Regions from separate parts of the Mus musculus genome. Here region 2 is linked to region 1. Evidence: chromatin loops called from intact Hi-C (ENCODE). Cell type or tissue: gastrocnemius. All regions are shown on one strand.

Evidence for each region. Peaks named below come from ENCODE experiments on the same cell type or tissue, not always from the same donor. Only the 100,000 strongest peaks of a DNase experiment are listed, where the experiment ranks them.
Region 2: a loop joins it to region 1, with 10 times the contacts of the local background. A loop is called at or near these places in 17 of 42 quality-filtered maps.

What each region holds. Positions count from the first base shown.
Region 1 is chr5:77,084,697-77,092,696 of GRCm38, forward strand. It overlaps Hopx (HOP homeobox), which reads right to left. Exons shown (of 3, transcript NM_001159900.1): 3 at 2,290-3,120. The coding sequence ends at 3,043. It overlaps LOC115490297 (a small nucleolar RNA gene), which reads left to right and starts at 7,032; the gene lies at 7,032-7,135. In gastrocnemius, a CTCF peak has its summit at 4,822 (motif pointing right); DNase peaks (open chromatin) are centred at 1,025 and 4,819; H3K4me3 peaks cover 146 bases; H3K27ac peaks cover 352 bases.
Region 2 is chr5:77,214,381-77,222,380 of GRCm38, forward strand. It overlaps a transcript of Spink2 not described here. Among named protein-coding and RNA genes, the nearest start is that of Spink2, 6.9 kb to the left of the region's middle. In gastrocnemius, a CTCF peak has its summit at 3,065 (motif pointing left); a DNase peak (open chromatin) is centred at 3,064.

The DNA.
Region 1 (8,000 bases):
TCCTCTTCTCTTCCTCCTTCTCCTCACTCCTTCCTCCTCCCGACAGTTCCCTACTACATCAAGATGTTTTCTCTACACAAGAGCCAATCTCCTTCCCCCAACCCCCACCCCTTAGGAAGAATCTCTTCACTCTCTCAGGACAAAGGAAGGGTTGAACTGCATTGCTTCTAGTACAGCTCCGTGTATGTCATTAAACGACCCCCTCCCATATATTGCACTAAAACATTAAGATTAATAAGAGGTTCCCTCTGGGTGGTGGGATCCTGGCTTGTATTGCTGTTTTTTGCTATCTTTGTTTCTGAAGTCAGTGTTACTTGTTCAAGGCAAAGGACAGTGCCTGCTGCATGTGACTCTTTTTAATCAAGAAATGTGAAATTGTTTCTTCAACTCCTCCCAGCCTTCCACACTCTGACCTCTCATCAGACCTCATGTAGCAAAACAAGCCGTCCCCGATCTTCTCTAGGACTTGTAGGGATGATAATAGTTGCTTATTCACAAAGCTTTTTTTTTTTTTTTTTAACGTGTAGTGTTTTTACACTTTAGTTTAAGGGAAAAAAAGGCCAACTCAAGTTGATTGGACCTTGCAACAAATTTACTTCTGAAAGGATCTTGTTGCTTCCCGGCATGTGCTATCCAAGGACTCTGGATGCTTGAGTGGTGGTCCTTCTACCTCGCAAGACATACTTTGATTAGTATTTCTGGTCCTGAGTTGCTCTTGCCTGCAGCATGGCTCCGATGTGCTTGAGAGATTTCTGACCTTCGGCCAGTGCGCTGGCCTAAAAGGTTAAGGTGACTACATCCAAACCAATGACCTGAGTTCCTTAAATGGTGAAAGAAGAGAACCAACTCCTGAAAGTTATATTGTGAGGTTCACAAGAGGACAGTGACCCCCCCCCCCAAATACATAAGCACAAACTGATTTCTGACCCAATCTTAGACCTTATTGAAATCCCTTTCACTGCCCTTGGGCAGGTCTGAGCAATGTCTGCTGCCCCGCAGTGCTCTTGGCAGTCCTCCTCCTCCTCCTCCCACCGTGAGCAGACAGCATCTAGGAGAATGCGTTGAAAAAGAAAACTTGTTCTCCATATATTCTCTGTCATGTCTCCACTCCTGCTTTGTCCCTGCTTTTGCCCTTGTTTTCCAAAAAGATGTCAGAGTTTAGCCTGGATGCTGATGGCTGCTCAGAACTTAGGATACAGGGCAATGCGCCAGACGCCAGGGCATTCTGTTTAGGCTCGTGGTGTATTTGCGGTTCCTAGTGTATTTGTTTACAGAGGGACTGCTTTAAGGTAGAGGAAGAGGAAGCTGGCTGAGGATGTTTAATAGGATCTTGTAAACATTTGTATTAGCAGTGATTCTTGGTGTTCTACTCATGGGCTCTATTTTAAAGACCTGGGAAGGCTGAGCCAGCACGGTAGGTGAGAGTTCAGAAGTGTGCGCAGCATCACACTTGGATGGTCTAGTGTGAATTTCAAAGGGTCTTTCCGATCTCCATCCTTTCCTGTTTTCTTACCTTCACAACCCGGATTCTGCTGGTCATGTGACCCACTTCAGCCAATGAGATACAGGAGGAAGTTGCCAGAAAGCCTAGCTCTTGGGGGATGGAGGGCAGGAGGATATTAGTTCAAGGCCACCTTGGGCCACATAGTGAGCCTGTCTCAAAACCAATCAACCAACCAATGGTAGCAAAGTGTACAGACAGACAGACCAGTGACTTTCTGGAGTTACTCTAACTGCCCAGAATTGCCAACCGGATGGTGAGCTGATGCCTTTGTTTGTTTTGTTTTGTTTTTCAAGACAGGGTTTCTCTGTGTAGCCCTGGCTGTCACGAAACTCACCTCGAACTCAGAGCTCCATCTGCTTCTGCCTCCCGGAATGCTGGGATTAAAGTACAGTGTGTGCTTCCACACTGAGATCAGCTGCTGCCTCTTTAAAAGCCAAGTAAATAAACATCTCCTATCCATCGCAACCGAGTTACTCTTCTGTGTGATAGAACACGTAACCACTCTTAAGACATTCACATGCTGAGACAGTCACGGGGTGGGCGAGCCAGGAAACAGTGTGGCTCTTGCGGGAAGGGAGGAGCTTGTGAGAAATGCATATCCTTGAGTCTGCAGGTCAGGCCTATGGCCTGAGAGTCTGCATGTCTTACAAGCTTATAGCTAATGCTGATGGGGCAGATCCTGGACCACACTTGGGAGATTTGAAAAATGGGGGACCTTTCAGCCCTCCTTTCTTCATAAACTCCTATTCAGCTACAGAAAGAACGAGAAAAAAAAAGACTCCATGAATTTTCAACTTAACGTTTTTTTTAATTTAGAATATAATTTTTAACACAAAAGCAGTTCATTTTATTCAGCAAAATAAATTTAACAAGTTCATTTAAATAAGGTAAATTCTAGACTCTGTAACTTTTTTTTTCCTTAGCTACTTGCTTTTCTGCCCCTTGGAATCCATAGCTGCTATACTAGGTTGCTTTCCAAGGTAACACAGCTGTAAGGGAAGGAACTGTTCATTCATTCATATATATATATATATATATATATATATATATATATATATAATTTGAATGACTCAAATACACCCACGTTCTCATTCAACCACCAGTGTGTTTAGTGAAGCAGAAGGAGGGAGCACAGGGAAGTGAACTCAGGAGGTGTTCCCCTGCCTGTTCTGTTATCTTTTCAATAGAAGCCAGGCAGCTCTGAAGGGGATGGTCCATATGAATTACTACTGGAAGGTGATGGCCAAGGGCAAACGAAGACGGTTCCCACATCATCTTTCATTAAAATCCAAAGGCAAGCCACACCCCTGCCCCCAGCCAAGCCATCACTTTACACAGAACTGCATTTAGCTCCCTGTTATTTTGGATTTTTTTTTTTTTAGTTATATACATAAAAAAAAAAAACACATTGTGTTAAATAGCAGGACAGCAAAACAATGAGACATTCAACACTGCACTGAAACATCAAAACAGCCTGGGTAAGCCGAGGGAAGGAAGAAGAGATGGAGTTCCAAGAGCAAGCTCAAGGGCCTGGCTCCCTAGTCCGTAACAGATCTGCATTCCGAAGGCAAGCCTTCTGACCGCCGCCACTCTGCCAGGCGCTGCTTAAACCATTTCTGAAAGACAGAGATACAAACAATTATCTGTCATATACCGAAAAGCCAAAATGTCTGTTTCATCCCTGAGGGGTTTTCTGTGTGGTCCAACTGGGAAGGAGAGGCGCAAAGGATGCTGGGAAGGTTCTCAAACCCTGACGCCAACCTTCCCTGCCGCAGGAACTCTGTGCATACAGTATATTCTTCATCTGATCCCCTCGCTCTCCTTTTGGTCTCAGCTTAAACAGGGCCACTGTAGTAAAAGCAGGCTCTCCTTATTTTCCCCTTTAGTACTTTGCCAATGTCACACAATGTTCTCGATCATTGCTTTAATTGCACGCACGCATGCTCTTCCGGAATGGAAGGTCCAACAGAATGCCTGAGCTGACCTCATCATATCGTCATTGCATCTTACTCCTTAACACAGATTCTCATGACTAATCAATGTTGGTTGACTGAGTAAAAGTAACTGAAACAACGCCTTGATGCCCCAGATGATGTCCAGTCTCTGTCTGACTGGTGCTGGTGTCCGCACGGCCTTTGCTCATTAGCAGAATCCGGGTAACAGTTGGTTCAATAAACCACTCGCAACTAAGCACTAAGTGACTTTGGACCACGACTCCTTAGGAATCCACGGAGTGGACTGTTGGACAGAAGCAGGAGGTGTGCAGTGGGTTACCCATGAACTGGAATTGTCTGGCTCAGTGTCACTCAAATACTTACCCCCTTACCAATGTCAACACCGATTTTGGGGACACCTCAATGAGATGCTTCTAGAATGGCCCTAAGGGAAGGTCCAAGAAACTTCAATAAGCTTTAAAGCGGTGTGGCACACACTAAACAACCAGGCTGTCTTTACAATGTTACTTCGGATCGAGGGCCCTGGGACTAGACTAACTCTGAAGCAGGTCAGAAGGAAACTGGGATTTGAAGAAACCAGCTTGGAAGAGGCCCTGCTGCAGAAACAGAGGCAGCAGGCTTCTATTCTCCGGGAAGATGGGATGACCCATTTCCCCTTGTGCCTGGCACCTCGTGTCGTGCAGTACAACCGTAATGATCAGTCAGATTGCTGTAGCAATGGTCTAATTGATCAGGCTGCTAAGATAAGTGAGCAGTGTAGGCACAGGCCATAGTCACCTCTAGTGTCACTGACTAGCTACGAGAAGCCCCTAAAAATAGTATCAGCCCCTCAGCTCATCTGTAGAGAAAGAGGTAAGCTTTGGAGGCCTCTATTGTCCTTTGTGCGTTTCCTAAGCTTTACCTAGTCTAAGGGTAAGGGGATGAAAGGGCAGGCAGAGAGGAAAAAGACAGTAGTGCTGTGATCAGGCCACTCTGTGGGTATGCTGTATTACACAGAGGTGTGCTGCAGACAGAGGCAGTCCGGTGTGAAACACCTATTCGACACTCAATTTCAGCCTCACAACAGTAGGCTGGGCCCTGTTGGAAAAGAGCCTTGTCTCTCCTGAGATCTAAGGAGCTAGAGGAGAGTTTGAGCATAAGCCCAAGAGAAAATGTGAACCACAGGACAGAAGAGCCTCTGAACAGCAAGCTCTGGGGACAGGCTGTCATTCAGGAAAGGGCTCAAGGCCCCAGAACTGAGAAAGTCTTCCATCGATGCTTAGTGGGCTGAACATGGGCTGTGTAAGGACACTCTACCCACCTGCAGAGCTACTTGTGGAGTCTCACCCTGGCCAGGAGCAGGTGTCTTTCCACCCTTATCCTGAGGGTGGCAGCAAAGCAAGCCCAGCAAAGCAACAGAAAACCAAGGGGTCTGACCACCAGAGAAAACCACCTCTGTGGGACCTGCTCCCTGGATGTCTCAATTCACTCTTGGAATTATTATTGATATTATTATTATTATTACATTGGTTTGTCTTATTTTTTATTTCTTCTATCTTTTCCTGTTATTGCTTTTGAAACAGGCCCAAGTAGCACAGGCTAGCCTTGACTTTCTTACGCATCTGGAAGAGCTTGAACCTCTGATCTTCCTGTTTCTACCTCTCAGACACTGGGGAGCGGTTACAGTTGTTCACGGTGTCTGGGTTACGCAGTGCTGAAGATGGAACCAATGGCTTGTGCACGAGAGGCAAGCACCCTACCAAATGAATCCCACCTGCATGGGCATCACTAATCTTAAGGAGAAGAGAAGGCTCGTTCGAGGTTGACTTCAACCCTGGACTCTATGAAGAGTGGGCACATTTTCTTCTTTTAATCAGTATGTGTGGGTCTGGCTTCAGAGCAGCAGGGCACCAGCTTCATTAATGAGGTAACTGTGGGGGTTCCGAAGCTTGCGAGTGCTGATTAAATAGGGTTTCCAGGGACTAGAGCAGAATAAATGGCCACCTTTAAAGACTAATTAAAACCTAGAAGGGAGGGAAAAAAAAAAACTCGCTTTCTATCAGGACTCATTTAAGACAAAGTGGTTCAGCTGGCCTCATTTAAAAGAGCCACCCGCATCTTCACATGCAGAATATCGATGGGTGATTACCCAAAATAGCTTCGACCTGGACCACATTTGTGAATTTGCTAGGTATAATCTAAATAATGCTTAATAAATTGAGTCCTGCCACTGAGGGTTGGGAAGAGGTGTGAGAAGAGCTCAGCTGTTGTCTGGGAAAATATATAATATATAATATACAACATATAACATATATACATAATGTATATAATATTCAATGATTATATACCATAATTAAACAGACCAGCCGCTAGTCACAAAATGCACTCTTGCTAGCTTCTTTCCTGTCTAGCCCTGGATCTTGTAGCTTCTGACTCACATAAATACTAATTTTCCACCTGGCTTTGTTTGTCTCTCTCCCTGCTTTGTTGCTGCCACCCCCTGGGAAAGACATTCATCCTGGCTTGCTCATGAATGGGAGCTCTCATTACTTCTGCTCATTGATGGAGACCTATTTACTCTGAGTGAACACACGATAATTGGGCACTGGGGTAGGGAGGGGTCGGGGCAAAACAACATTGTTCTTATCCTTTTCTCTTAACAACTAGCATTTCATTCTTTTCAGAAGGAGACCTTTAGAGGATCTTATCCCACTGATAAAACATCCAACAACTGAAAACACTGTATTCTGGGAACAAGTCCAGAACACCAGAAAGAGATAAAAATACTGGGAACCTCTTCAAGAACCAATGCCAGCTACACTGTACTTGTGTGTGTGTATGTGTGTGTGTGCATGTGCGTGTGCGTGTGTATGCTCGAGTTGTGTACATGAAGAAAACTTGTTGTGTATATGAAGAAAACTTGTGTATATGAAGAAAACTGTAGGGCTGAAGAGATGGCTCAGTGATTAAGAGCCCTGACTGCTCTTCCAGACATACTGAGTTCAATTCCCAGCAACCACATGGTGGCTCACAACCATCTGCAATGGGGTCTGATGCCCTCTTCTGGTGTGTCTGAAGAGAGCAATGGTATACTCACATACATAAAATGAAGGAGGAGGAGGAGGAGGAGGAGGAGGAGGAGGAGGAGGAGCAGGAGGAGGAGGAGGAGGAGGAGAAGGAGAAGGAAGAAGAAGAAGAAGAAGAAGAAGAAGAAGAAGAAGAAGAAGAAGAAGAAGAAGAAGAGGAAGAAGAAGAGGAAGAGGAAGAGGAAGAGGAAGAGGAAGAGGAAGAGATTGTTAGAGGAAGACTGTATTATCCCAGCCTCTCAGGGTGAAAAGAAGGGAGTGTTCCCAGCCTCCCTTACTCTTTACATTGACTTCCAGGCAGTAAAGGTCACAGGGAGTGGGATTCTGTAGGATTTCACTTAAATTAAATATAGGAGAGATACAGAATACTAGAGATAAGAGAAGCTCCTTTGTCCCCAAATCAAAATACAGTCAAGTTCTCTTCCTGCACTGAGTTCCTGCAGGTGCCTCCCCATAGCAAAGACTTTAGCTCAGTAGGAGGACTGATTATTACAAGGAGTTCTACAGATTCGTCTGTGACTTATAAACAGGATGCCTGGTTTTTCACACCAATTTCTGAGATGCACCTCCCTCAAATCTTACTAGGATGTTGGTATGTTACCTATTTCATGGACAGTAAGGGAGAAAAGGAAAAGGAGGTCCCCTGCCAGGAAGCTTCTGCCCCCCACCCCCCCAGTCTTTCTCACCTTTGCCACAGTGTGAACAGTGTGAATTAGTAACTATCTCTCAAGTGTGGGTAGTGCGAATCTCTTTTAGTAACACAATACTTGTTTTAGGGAAAGAATATGATGCAGGGTGTTGTGATATCTGCCTGTAATCTCACCAGACAGCAGGCAGAGGCAGAGGAGTTGTCAGTTCATGCCAGCTCGGGCTACATAGGATGACCCTGTCTGTCTCACTCTCTAAGAAGGGGAGGAGGCAAGGCTCTATCTCTGGAGGTGGCTGGTGTCAGGATGGAAAAGGGATTCTGGCATATGTGATAAATATGTCATCATTTTGGCTGGAAGAGGGACCACACTAGTAAGGAAGAGAGGCGGGGCCTGTGCTGACAGTAGACATCACAGATAGGTAAGAACTCAGCCTCCACAGAGTTCTATTAAACATCCTTAAAGACCTACTACAGATGAAAGCAACTGTCTTGCAATCTCATTGCTGGACTTTTTATATCAGCAGGACTTTTTTTTTTTTGTAGAAGACATCTTTTTAAAATGTAAATGTTAGAGTAGATTACGGAGTCACACACGTGAAGGCAGTGCTTGGAGTTAAGAAGGATAGGGAGATGGGACTCCGTCCAGCAAGAAATGGCAGGGCAAGCAGAAGCCTCCTTCCTGAGACTTGCTATGCTGAGCCTCTGAGCTCTGGGTTCCAGATACTTTCCTGCAGGTCTAGACAGGGAGGTGAGGGTACGTTGGGCTGCAGCAGGCCTCTGGAGGAAGAAGGTGTTGGCCTAGGGCAGGAAGAGGAAGCCAGGCCCTC
Region 2 (8,000 bases), 130 kb after region 1:
TCCTAGCTGACCTCTCCGTGCCTTCCAAATCAGTACCGTTTGGGTAACTCATATGTTACCAAACTCAGCAGCCAGCACAAGATACAGCCTTGGCCATGTATTAAGCACACCTACTGTGTGCTGGCTCACTGGAAACACTGTCCAGAAGATGTCACCCTAACAGTGCTGGTCTCTACTTAACCACCACCAATTCCCCCAGTTCTAGCTAAGCAGCACCAATCGTCCCCGTAAGACAGAGGTTTTGCTTTAGTGCCTCTGGTCCTCTTGTTAATCACAGCCAGTTCTTCATAATCAGCTGACCAGACACCACCCATTCTTCTCACAAAGGGCCCAGTAAAGTCTTTGTTTCCTTCCGAAATCTCACAAGCCAGGTCTCCATCTACACAGCTCTCAACATTCTTATCTTCTACGTTCATACAGGACAGCCACTGAGCTCTCAACACCCAGTGGCTTTCTAGGCCAAAGGTTCAAAGTCCTTCTACGATCCTCCAAAAAACATGGTCAGATCTGTCACACCCATACCCCACTACTCTGGTACCAACCTGTCTTAGGGTTTCTATTGCTGTGATGAAACACCATGACTAAAAACCAAGTTGGGGCGGGGGGAGTGTTTCGTTGGCTCACACTTTCATATCACTGTTCATCTTTGAAGGAAGGCAGGACAGGAACTCACAGGGCAGGAACCTGGAGGCAGGAGCTGATGCAGAGGCCATAGAGGAGAGCTGCTCACTGGCTTGCTCCCCATGGCTTGCTCAGCCGGATTTCTTACAGAGCCTAGGACTGCCAACCCAGGACCACCACCACACACAATGGGCTGGGCCATCCTGCTTCAATCACTCATTAAGAGAATGTCCTACAGCTGGATCTTATGGAGGCATTTTCTCAACTGAGGCTCCTTCCTTTCAGATGACTCTAGCTTGTATCAAGTTGATATAAAACTATCCAGCACACCCTATGTCATATGCCCTCTCAAATTCTCGTGCTTATGCCAAGATCTTGTTCTATAGCCCAGGACTTGGGATCTCTTTCAAATTCTTAGGTTGGAACAGAGTGTGGTGGCTCATGCCTATAATCCCAACACTTGGAAAACTGAGGAAAGAGAATTGAGGCCAGCCTGGAGAGCGTAGTAAATACCAGGCTAGCCTGGTCTACAGAACGATACCTCTTTCTTTCTTTCTTTCTTTCTTTCTTTCTTTCTTTCTTTCTTTCTGTCTGTCTGTCTGTCTGTCTGTCTGTCTTTCTTTCTTTTATTTGCAACTCTTTATAATGAAATATATATTTCCAGAATATTTTATCATGGAATATGGTAAAAACACACCTTTAATCCCATCACTTCAGGAGGGAGAGGCAGGCAAATCTCTGTAAGCTCGAGACCAGCAGGGCCTTATGGTGAGACCCTGCCAAAAAGAAAAAAGAAAGAAAGAAAGAAAGAAAGAAAGAAAGAAAGAAAGAAAGAGAAAAATCAAATCATCAGAAAATAAAGTAAGGCACTGTCTGTCATTCCTGCATCGTGTGGACACTGTGCCCTGCCTGGGATGTCACCATCATGTACAGTCTCTTAAAACTCTATCTTGCAGCTGGGCATGGTGGCACACTCCTTTAATCCCAGCACTCGGGAGGCAGAGGCAGGCGGATTTCTGAGTTTGAGGCCAGCCTGGTCTACAAAGTGAGTTCCAGGACAGCCAGGGCTACACAGAGAAACCAGAGAAACCCTGTCTCGAAAAACCAAAACCAAACCAAACCAAAACAAAAAAGTCTATCTTGCCTCCAAGAAAACAGCCAGAAACACAGACCTGAGAAAGCAGCGGCTGAGTACTCAGCCCTCATCAGGACCAACGACATCTCTCCCTCCTAGACTCTGAGGACATTGCATGGAAGTGGGCAGAGGGAGTGTAGGAGCCCTCAGGAGTGCTTGAGGCTCTTCCAGAGGATCACAGGCAGCACATTCTAGACTTGAAATCCATTAGTAACGGCCTCCCTGTGATCTGGTCCTACTGTCCCTGCTTAATGGCTTTCTAAAGATGTTTTCTTTCTTGTTTTAAGGACAAGAGTATTATTATCATCTTGACCATGTACTTGCTAAAGGCGTCTGCTGTTCTTTACTCGCTCATGTGAAGTTAATGGCTTCAGTTAAGGGAAACTCTGTAGGCCTCCTTCCCTCTTCTTGACCCATCATTGCCAGCTTGCCTTTATAGCCTTAAAGCTGTAGTGCTGTCTATAACTGTGTTACTATCTTTAATTCTGAATTCTTAGTAAATGATATTTTCAGAAAGGCATTTACATAACTTTCAAGGTCAAAATAAATGAATTTAGATTCCATGGGTTAAAAAGTCAGCTGCTTTGTGTATCTAACTTTGTCCTGAAATGACTATTAAAATACACAACAATCCCAGGAGTGGACGCTGCCAGTCATCTGTACCCACTAAATGTGCCACGGTGTCGTGACTTTTACAGGAATAGCCAACCACTTTCTGATTGGATTTGAGTCCAGATACACAAAAAGGAATTCTCTCCTGCAACTGTATACCTAGGCAAAAAGTCATGGGGGTGGGGGGGGTGGGGGAGGAATCCCTCTGCCCTAGCAGGGAGCCCACTGCTACTGTTGTGTTAAATAGACATGTGTTAAATGGACATGCTGTGCTGAACAAATTATCTTCTACGTCTCTGTGCTTATCACTGTTAGATTATTGTTGCTCTCCACTTTCATCGGAGAAGTTTTTGTCCTATTATTATTATTATTATTGTTGTTGTTTTTGTTGTTGTTGTCAAGGAGCAGCAGTAATATAAGATTCATAACTCCTCAAAGTGCTGAGACACATGACTAAAGATCTTAGCCTGAATCAAGACCTCTAAATTGCCTACCCAGCCCCACCGAAGGCTTAGGGAATATCACATAACAGTCGGCAGAAAGATATAAGACCTGGAACTGGAGAGAGATGGCTCAGCACTTAAAAGCACCGGCTGCTTTTCCAGAAGACCTGAGTTCAGTTCCTAAGAACCTCTATGGTGGCTCACAACTTTCTAAACGTTCTATAACTACATTTCCAAGGGATCTGGTGCCCTCTAGTGGCCACTCTGGACATGAAGCACACATAAGCAATATAGGCAAAAATACTTTGGAAAAACACAGGTATACATGAAATGAAAGTTAAAAACAAGGCCGGCGCACACCTTTAATCCCAGCACGCGGAAGGCAGAGGCGGGTGGATTTCTGAGTTCAAGGCCAGCCTGGTCTACAAAGTGAGTTCCAGGACAGCCAGGGCTACACAGAGAAACCCTGTCTCGAACCCCCCGCCCCGCCCCCCCCCAAAAAAAACAGAGTAAAATGTAAATCTTAGGAAAGAAGGAAGGAGGGAGGAAGGGAGGGAGGGAGGGAGGGAGGGAGACAGAGAGAGAGAGACAGACAGACCTGGGAGGGAAGTTGGAGAGGAAGGCTGGAAAATATTACCTTGTGGACTTGGCATGCTCTTTGTGCTAACACACTCACAGTAGCTGTGGTTAGCTCTGCAAGAGTAGGATGCAGTGGAAACCCTGAAAGAGTGAAACCGTGAGTGAATGTGTGTTGCTGCCATGGTTACAGCCATGACAAAGACCAAAGCCATCCCCCATATGGGCCAGGCAATGTCTCATTTCCTCCAGTCCAGCATCAGTGTTTAAGGATGACTGATCAGTATATACAAAGCCTAGTGACTGCAGCTTCCTCCTCCTCCCCGATGTTTGCAGCCTGAGGCTGCTGGCCTTCAGAGACCTCCTGTGGAGACTAACCAATCCTCTCCTGTGCTGAACGTAATGATCAAGTTGAGGTTTGCAGGGTGGTAGTAGAGGGTGCCACTCCTTGAGAATGTACACACCCATCTCTATCCAGCTTTTCTGTATGTGTTTCTGCAATGGTCCTTTCTTCATTCCTTCACTGAACTTGGGGTTCCAGGACCAACCCATCAGAGAGAGAAATGGCAAATGAGATTTCCAAGACTGGGCCTATAACTATTTCATCATGAATGGTCACTGGAGTAAAGTAACACCATCTTGTGTCTGCTTAAATACTTCTCAGCCCCCACCCCACCCTTAACACCCTTAGCAGCACATTTGGGATGATACACATTTGTCCGTGATTCAGAGGTATTAACCAACATAATTAATCTTTGTACAGACTAAACAAACGGAAACTGGTAAAGATATAAATAAAAATTAGCTGCCATGGTGTCTCTTAAATAACTGCTGTGTTCTGTGGAAACAGAGGTTGCAAGGTTGCTTTGCCTCTCCTCTAAGACTGATGCTATTGTGATCTGTGTGACGTTTGTATTTAAAACACACTTTACCTCTCAGCTTCACTACAAGAGTCTTTCTGAGGGGCTAGCCTGCTCTTGCTCACTGGCTGTCTTAGTTAGGGTTTTATTGCTGTGAAGAGACACCATGACCACAGCAACTCTTATGGAAGAAGACGTAGAAGTGGGATTGGCTGACAGTTCACAGTTTAGTCCATCACTGTCATGGTAGGAAGCATGGTGGCACACAGGCAGATGTGGCGAGTCTATATCAGAAGCCATTTTAAGTCTGCAGTTATGTTAAGTTTCGGTTTTCTGGAGACTGACCCAAAGCTCAGTTGTAAACCAATTCCTTGGGAATGGTCTGTACTCATTGTACAAGGAGGGGCTTTCCTAGCTGATCCACTTGTACCTGAAAAGACCCCTACCTTGTCATTTTGCCATATTAAGAAGGTATGAGAAATTGGCTCAAGGCTGGTCTCTTGAACTTCTTCCTATGAGGAGAGAAAGCCTCTTCCAGATCTCTGGTGGGCACAGTAAAGCCTGCTTTGATTTAGCCATACTTTCTGCTAGTGGTCTTTTAACTCAAGTCTTTAGGATTAACATTTGAACGCCTGTAGGCTGAGATTTTTCAAAACCTACATTAAAAAAAAAAGATTTATTTATTATATGTAAATATACTGTAGCTGTCTTGAGACACTTTTTTTCTCCTCTCTCACTCCCTGCTCACTCCCACTGCACTTCACTCTGGCCCCGCTTGCTCTAGCCCAAAGATTGATTGATTGATTGATTGATTGATTGATTGATTGATTATATGTCAGTACACAGTAGCTGTCTTCAGACACCCCAGAAGAGGCCATCAGATCTCATTATGGATGGTCGTGAGTCACCATGTGGTTGCTGGGATTTGAACTCAGGACCTTCAGAAGAACAGTCAGTGATCTTAACCACTGAGCCATCTCTCCAGCCCAAAACCTACTTTTATTAATGGTTCTTAGATGCTTTGATGCCCCTTCTAGCCCACCACCCAGAAGAGGTAGTGGAAAGAAAAGGTTAACAGAGCACAAGAGGATGTGGATCTGGAATATTTCTTTGAAGCAAATTCAGTCTGTGCTGTCAGGATATCGGCAGTTCAATTCACACAAATCAGCAGCAGCAGCTCTGTCCACTCACAAACACCATCTAGGAATCAGCAATGGCAGAACTCACAAACACCATTCACGAATCAGCAATGGCAGAACTCACAAACACCATCCATAAATCAGCAATGGTGGGTCGATCCAGAAGAAATCGCAAGGCTCTGACAATCAGCTGACTCCTCGGAAGTGGCAAGAAGTCACAGGAACACCACCAGTAGTTTTTTGGTGCATTTCTCTCTATGAAGTCACAGCAAACAATAAACAACAAAGAATGGTAAGGCGTATCAATACCTCCCAGCATCATCAGCAAAGGCCAGCAGCAGCAATGCCCAGCAATGACCAGCAAAGAATGGCAAGGTGTACCAATACCATCCAGAATCATCCACTGGCCATTGGACCACATTTATATCCTTTCCAAACATCACGTGTTCTCTCAAGCGTCTGTTCTAGCAACACATCATGTTCCCTCTTTCCAGGCTGACTCCAGAAAAACATTATGTGTCTGTTCTTAGCAAAACATCCTCCCATAAGAGATTCCAGAAAAACATCCCATGGCACAACTGAAGGACTCCAACTCAAATTTAGAAGCTAGACCCTTTGCTCTGAGTCAACCACTCCCCAGAGAGAGCACACTTTGGGGACATTCTAAGGACCAGGGATTCACCTTCAGTTTGGCAGACTGCCACAGCTAACAGCCACATCAAGAGAAACCAGCAAGCACCTGTCTGGGAGTACTCCTTGGGTAAGTTACAGTTATTTCGATGACATCTGGTCCTGATTCTGTCAGCTGGGGTTCTTTCTATGACAGTTGACTTTTATAAGTCACAATTCTTTCTAGACCATCTAGAGACAATGAGGTATCTCACACAACATATGAACTCCTTGTCCAGGGCACTATCAAGAGGACACATTGTTCATATGAATATTGGCACCCTGTGTTGCATGTGGTTTTTGCTCTACCCACCTTTGCTCCAGGAAGTGACTGTGCTACCAGCCCCCACCCGGCTTCCATGAATCCATGGATAAAACACACACGCACACACACACACACACACACACACACACACACATGCGCACACGTACATGCACGCGCTACTGTTTCTTTTCAACTTGCCTTCTTGGCACAATTGCTAGGTGTTATTATCTCCTGCCTAGAAAAGCATGCTCTTACCAGTTTCTTATCTCCATCTCTCCCTCCTGCCCTAAACTTCAGTTGCTAAACTCCCTGGCCACCCAACTGTAGTAGTGACCACAAGGTCCCAGCTCCTCCCGAGACCTCACACGGTTGCCTGGTTCTTCGCTCTCCAAAGCATGGTGAACTCCGTTCTCCTTCCTCACAACTCCCTGCCTGCCTCTAGGGACCTGGAAGTCCTGCCTATACCTTCCGCCCAGCAATTGGCCATGGCTTTTGTTGTTGTTGTTGTTTTTGTTTTTTGTTTTTTGTTTTTCGAGACAGTGTTTCTCTGTATAGCTCTGGCTGTCCTGGAACTCACTTTGTAGACCAGGCTGGCCTCGAACTCAGAAATCCGCCTGCCTCTGCCTCCCGAGTGCTGGGATTAAAGGCATGCACCAGCACGGCCCGGTTCTGTTTATTGTTTCTTGCTGTTTCTGTCCATTGTACAACCTGTGCCCTGTGTTTAGAGGGTAAGTTCTGTGTCTATTCAGTTCATTTTTGCTATCTCCATCCCTTCATCTTTCCCAGTTACAGGCAGACATGGGAGCTGGACCTAGCAAGGAAGGAAAAGAATGTGGGAGCAGGCACAGCTACAACAGTACACATAGTCCTCACTGGTACTTCTTTATGCACCCTCCAGCAATGTCCTCTGTCTATAGTTAGGACTCTTGCTAAAGCTCTGACTACCTCTGCTACTGCCATTTCTCATTGTACTGGTCCCGTCCCCTGTCACTAAATTCACTTTGGGGTATAGATAATATTGAAATATTATTTTATTCTACTCTGCTTTATTGAAAATCTGATTCTGAAGTTGGGCATGGCTCCCCACCCTACCCAACCACCAGGTTCAGGCATGTCTGTTTAAAAGTTTGTTCCAAAAAATTTTTCTGTAGTATGTCAGGATAGCCACTTAATTTTGTGACAGGGGAGGAAAAACCAGAATGGCCAAAGAAATTTGGACTTTTTGTTTCCTCTAACTGCCTAAAACTTTTCCTAAGATAAAAACCTTATTTCAAGAGTCATAAAAACTGTTGTGTGAACTTTCTGTACCTCAAGATTTGTAAGTTTGTTGGATATGATTTAAAAATCTGTAACAAAAGTTGGCTTAAACGTAATCACACAGAGGTGATAATTAAAAATTTATACACAGGCAATCTTAAAGAGATATACATCTAATGGGCTCACCCTGGAGGAAACAACCATATAGGTTAATGTCATCTGGGTATTATATAAGCAATTTTAAACCTCCTTCTTTCATGGCTTATGTCCTCTTTTCAACCAGGAGACCTCAAAAGCTCCCAGCCTCTGAAAGTAAAACAAAACAAAACAAAACAAAACAAAACAAAACAAAACTGCCCAGGCTGGGTAGGTGAGGGGATTACTGCTGGGGAAAGATTCCCTTTGTCACCCAGTCAGTCCTAT